Linked DNA regions of Mus musculus: region 1 is linked to region 2. A link is a loop called in an ENCODE intact Hi-C map of the cell type or tissue named here. Cell type or tissue: left cerebral cortex. All regions are shown on one strand. Links, peaks and the distances in the headings refer to the core of each region. The heading gives the core; the rest is flanking DNA.

What was found. A loop is a pair of places that touch in the nucleus more often than their neighbours do. Peaks named below come from ENCODE experiments on the same cell type or tissue, not always from the same donor. Only the 100,000 strongest peaks of a DNase experiment are listed, where the experiment ranks them.
Region 1: it touches region 2 in a loop (4-fold over the local background); 32 of 42 quality-filtered maps call a loop at or near these places.

What each region holds. Positions count from the first base shown.
Region 1 is chr1:57,422,048-57,424,966 of GRCm38, forward strand. Gm22371 (a small nucleolar RNA gene) reads right to left here and starts at 326; the gene lies at 197-326. In left cerebral cortex, for the core only: CTCF peaks have their summits at 302 and 1,805 (motif pointing right); a DNase peak (open chromatin) is centred at 1,839.
Region 2 is chr1:58,284,438-58,287,356 of GRCm38, forward strand. It overlaps Aox2 (aldehyde oxidase 2), which reads left to right. Exons shown (of 36, transcript NM_001008419.2): 5 at 1,134-1,260. Among named protein-coding and RNA genes, the nearest start is that of Aox2, 7.6 kb to the left of the region's middle. In left cerebral cortex, for the core only: no CTCF peak of the experiment used is centred there; a DNase peak (open chromatin) is centred at 1,365.

The DNA of each region.
Region 1 (2,919 bases), core at 277-2,776, 860 kb before region 2:
TTCCTGGGGTCTCTGAGTGTCTGGAGTCATCTCAGGAGTGCTATGCCCTGCTCGTGCATTATGGCCCCAGGCAAGGCTCATCTCAGATATAGTCTTCCCCACCCCCATGCCTACAAGGCACCGACCGGTGGATCAGCTCAAGCAAGCTCCAATGGCACCAGTCTGGTGGTTGTCTCAGGCTCGAATTTTTTCAGGGACTATTAGGATACTAGTCATTCAGATGTTCATGGATCAGAACACTAAGCATAGACATAGCCTCTCTTCTCTGCCACCTACTGATGCACATGTGACACACCAGCCATACCTACAGTGCCACTAGGGGTAGGAAGAATATCTTATAAGTTATTTATGCATCGTATACTAGATCAAAATGAGTGCTACGTAATTCCTCATCATTCCATTGTTTAGGGTAGTAATAATGAGAATCCTTAATTACGAAAGCCAATTTTCTCCTTTGCAATTAACCATCAGTCTGTAAATAATAGTTTGATATCTTGTAGTTACTCTACTCACAAGCAACCATTCACAAAGCTGTGGTGGGGGTATAATGCCCACATCCCATACCAAGACATCTGTATCCAATCCCTGGTACTCGTGACTGTGATGACTCCTGTCCTGGGTGTGATTACATCACTCGTCTTGTGTTATCCTGGTTCACGTCTGTGGCTATCAGTGTTATCAGTGGTATTTTTATAAGAGGTGGGAGGGTCAGCATGGAAGGAGGTCAGATAACTCAGGCACAAGTTAGAAAGACACGGGTTATTGAGAGTCAAGGGATGTGAACATCATTGAAAAGCTAGAAGAGCATATTCCCTGGAGGTTCCTGAAGGAAGCAGCGTGCTAACCTGGTTTGGACTTCTGGCCTCCAGAACTGCCAAAAGATTGGGTTATATAGTGGTAAACAACCACACTGGGATAGTTTGTTGTCTCAGCAGTCAGACATCAATATACAAGATCAGAGTTCAGTTATCATTTGCAAAATAATTATTCATTAATTCTATACTATTTTCTACTATCTTTTTAAATATAAAGTAGGGACCTATTTCTTGATACTTGATTATCACTATAAACTTTTAAATGTTTTCAATAAGCATAGTATTAATTATAGTCATTGTTCATGATGATGCTTACATGTTCTCCAGTTTTCCAACTGGGAGCCCCTGGGCCCTGGTTTGTAGACACATTAAAGGTTGCTATGACCCAAAATTGTTTTTTTGAGTGGTACTGTGTTTTCTGGCATAAAAAAACACATCCTGGGATGTTCATTTCCTTCTTTCACAGACATGGTATAGGTGACTTCTCTAAGAAGCCCTGGATTCTGTTCAGTGTGATATAATTTCAAAACCAAGATGTACACATCTTGATGCTTTGCAGTCTTTCAAGACTGTAAGAGAATGCTCACATGGAGAGTAAAATGTGGGCTGCCTGGCAATGTTTCTGTTAACTTTTTTTAGAATAACCCCTCCCCTCGCCCATCGTTCCCTATCCTCTGAGCCTGGTTTTATCATGCCATTGTCCATCTAACTGGAGCAGGAACTTGTAACAGCTGTGCCCCAAGCCCTACCTGGGAGAACTTAGTAGATATTTGTTGAGTTCTCTTGAGCTTCCTAAATCTTACCATGGGAATAACTTCCCTTTTACTCTTGCTTTGATGTCCTAGCAAACTGGGTGTGGGTCTTTTGTTTTGTTTTGTTTTGTTTTGCTTTTTTGTTTTAAACTAAGTCCAATCCCTTCTCAAGGAGTATTAGATATGTGACCATGCTTTTGTGATAGCTAATGTCATTCATTCCAACTTACCACATGGTGGAGCTAGCTGTGTGTGGAATCTAAATGTCAGCCTTGACACTAAGCTTGTAGGCTCTGTCTGGAGTCACGGAGGAATGGAGGCTTGCTTTGCTTACTGACATACTTTTGTGGCAAAGATATGTAAAATAAGTCATTTCACTAAAAAGGTTTGGCAAAAGTTAACTTCATGTTACAAAGCTGACACAAGGCAGAGTAGAGGAGGCTCTCCCCACATTTCTGAGATGGCATTCTGTCTCTCCAATCACTCCTCCTGCCTGAAGGCTATTTTTTGTATTCCAAAGTGTGTCAGTTCACATACAACAGTAACAACTCTAAACCAATGGAGTGAAACAAAAGTGCGTGCTTATTTGGGGCTCTGGAGTGTATGTTTGGGAAGACACACCTGGACCCATGTACAGGAGTAGGTAGCAGACACAGGCTAGTGACAGTTAGCCCATGGCACTACAGTAAACAAAACATACAACTCCAAAATGTTTCACATGAGCACTTAGGTGTTGACCTGGACAGTGATAAAGTTCAGTGACTCGGGCACAGCCCCACCAACTATGAGGATCAAAGAAGAACAATTTATCACATTCCTGGGAAGCTACTGCTGTACTGGTGGTAACAGGAGGCTCAGGAACAAAAGGAGCTATTTCCAGATCTGGGAGGTAATGCCAGCAGGTAACTTGTGGGCACTACAGGACTCTGAAGCTTTGAAGACAAGGCCAAAGACAACTTGAATCCCAGTCCTGTCTGTTGAGATCTGCTCAGGTAAATAAAACACCTTTACACCAAGGGAGTGCCAAACGATGCCAAAAGTGTTCATATAACACATTACATCATGTTAATCTGACTATAAATTATTTATTGGTCACTTAATCTCACGATATGGGCAGGATGTAGAAATAATTGTTGTGAGTTGTGACTGCATGAAACTGGAGTTTTTAAGACTGGCAAGTACATCTGGGATAGGTAGCTCGTTTCCTGGAATCGCAGCCTGTAGGAGGCTGAGGCAAGAGGATTGTTATGACCTCAAGGTCAGACTGAGTTACATAAGGAAGTGGAGGCCAGTCAGGACTACACAACAAGGCCTGATTTCAAAGCACCACTACCACCACAGGCACACACAAA
Region 2 (2,919 bases), core at 311-2,810:
TGGTATGCCCTATCAACGGCCATATCCCCATCCCCTCAGAGACATTTACTCTATAGCCTGTGTTCAGTATCTACTCTAGTTTATAGTACAATTGGTATCAGACAACGTTTTTATGAGATAAAATTCAGGGATCATTCCCTGTAGCATAAAGGTTTGAGGCGTAAAAATCAGCATTTGGCTGAGGGAAGTCTGAGAGCAACTCCCTAGAGGACGGGGACACTCCCCCTCCAGCACTCAGCCTGCTGCTGAAGCGGCAGTGTTGGGTTGAACGGTGATGTGACATGTGCTGGCACTGATTCTCCTGTCATTGTCGTGGGAGTTTGGGAAGCCACAGTCAGATCAACCAATGCTCAGGGATTTTAGGCAGGAGAAGCCCCAGGGTTTCTTGATTTAACCACTTGAGAGTCAACTCCAAAGAGGTCAGTAAAGATAAAGGACCCAGAAAAGAGTCTGCTAGGAAGTCGTACAAGACACTCGCAGCTAAGTCCACACAGTGGGACCCCAGGCATTGTGCACTGAATCTAGAGCCAAGCTTCCAAGCTTTGGTGTTCACAAGAGTCACCTGGAACTTGCTAAAAGTTCAGATTCTGGCCAAGCAGTTTGGAGCAGGGACCTGAGTTCCCCACCATTTCCCAGAAGACCATAGATCACGCTTGAAATAACAGAGACCAAAATCCTCGGTCCCTGAAAGCTAAGTCTTTTGAGCTGACACAGAAAATATTAAGGAAGACAACAGGAGATCAGCAATGGTCTCCATGTCAGTCAAAGCCGCACAGCCTCCCATGAGATCTAAGCCGTGGAAGATGTACGGGTGTTCAAGAAAACCAGTTTTGAAACTTACGTGCACCCTCCTAATAATTACTAATTCCTGGATAAGTGTTCTCACTGGGAGTGCCGGCTGCACACTGCTAATTCCCAAACAGAAGTCTCAGAGCATCTGACCCTGAAAAGTAATTAAAGTTGTGAGCGGTAACTTCTGAACCTCTTGCCTTTGGGAGCTGCCTAGAAAGGGGAATATACAGAACTGGACAACGGGGCGGGGCACATTTGCTCAGAGGGTGAGAATGGTACAGATTTGTGGACCCTGGAGAGAATCTGAGGCGGCAGATGTGACCACAAATGTATGCTTCCAGGAGAGGATCGCCAAGAGCCACGGCACCCAGTGTGGCTTCTGCACCCCTGGGATGGTGATGTCCATCTACACACTGCTCAGGAACCACCCGCAGCCCTCAGAGGAACAGCTCATGGAGGCCTTGGGAGGTAGGTGTGACACAGGAGGCAGGCAGAAGGAAAAGGTTCTTCATGCTTTCCCACACCACCCTCAGGATCTTCCTAGCTCTGCTCCAGTGCCAAGCCACAGTCATTTCTAACATTTGTGTGCAGACACAGACGTCAAGTCATCTGCACGCGGCCCAGGGGCCACCACACTTCTGTCTGCTGACTTATCACATGCTCCCCAGGGACCGGAATCCATGAGCCTACCCAACAAAGCACAACTGGCTGAAAACACAGAAAGTTCTCATGCAGTTCTGGGAGCATTAAGTCTGGAGTCGAGCTATCGGCCCACCAGTGCTGTGTCTGAAAGCCCTGAAGAGACTGCTTCCTTATTCCTCTCAGCCTTATTCCTCTCAGTCAGCTGAGTCTTGGCATTTCTGAGCTCATGAGCTACATAGCTCCAAACTGTTTCTACCTCACACCTTTCTCCTTGCTGTCTGGCTTATAGATCTTCCTCTTGTTTACAGACATCAGCCACTGGGGTAGGCCCGCCCCAGGCCTGGACAACCTTGTTACCTCTTGATTCCACTGGGAGAGATCTTATTATTCAACAAGGTTATGTTCATAGTTGCCAGGACTTAAGACTACAAAGAGTCTTGGTAGAGCGGCATATATCAATTCATAATAAGCCTCTCATCTGAAAGATTTGTAACAGTTTTAGTTTTATAAACATATAGGGTTAATAAACATTATCTTCAGGTGTTATCAATCTGTAAACAAGTCCTCAATTCAAAGGTTGAAGACAGATGAAAATAGATATGCTCCTTATGTGCCAGCTGCTGATCTCTCTCTCTCTCTCTCTCTCTCTCTCTCTCTCTCTCTCTCTTTCTCTCTCTCTCTCTCCCTCTCTCCCCTTCTCCCCTTCCTCCCTCCCTCTCTCTTGCTCTCGCTAGCTCTCTATCCTTATCTCTTCTTTCAAGTGCAGAAAACCATAGCTGAGCATATGATAGAGTAGTTATTATGGGCAAAAGTCCTGGGTTCAATTCACAATATAATAATAATAATAATAATAATAACAATAACAATAATCAGAGAATCATACTAATTCATCTAAAACCCCCACCTTCCCCAGGTCTCTCTTCAGCAGCTCATCAGCCCTAAAACTTGACCAAGCCCGATTTGTCATACTTCCTGCTCTCTACACGACTCCTCCAGGCCAGTCTCTCCCCATCTTGTTCCTGCTGCTCTGAGAATTCTACCCATTCTTTACTAACCCATAGCTTGCACATCCTTTGAGCCCAAACTTCTTAGTCAGGCCATCAGAGATGAACTCTAGTCTACACTCTCTCTCTACCCTCAGACCTTCACCTTCATCCTTGGAAGCGTAAGGATTCCAGACTTTACCATGCAACAGAATGGCCCACTGGTCTCTTAAATGCAGGCTCTCCTGCCTGTCTCCAGATGCTCAGGTTCCAGAAGGGCAGATTCATGTTCTTAACAAATACAACCAGGTGACTCTGGTGCAGTGACCTAAGAGCCTCTGAGGAACACACCTGGTAGCCCACCCGTGGCACTTTGTCTGTCTAGTGACACCTTGGGGATTGCTTTCTTAAGATCTCACTGTCTTACATAATTTAAAATAGTTATTGTCAATAGCTAAACATCAGGGCTAGGATCATAGCTCAGAAGTAGAATGTTATCCTA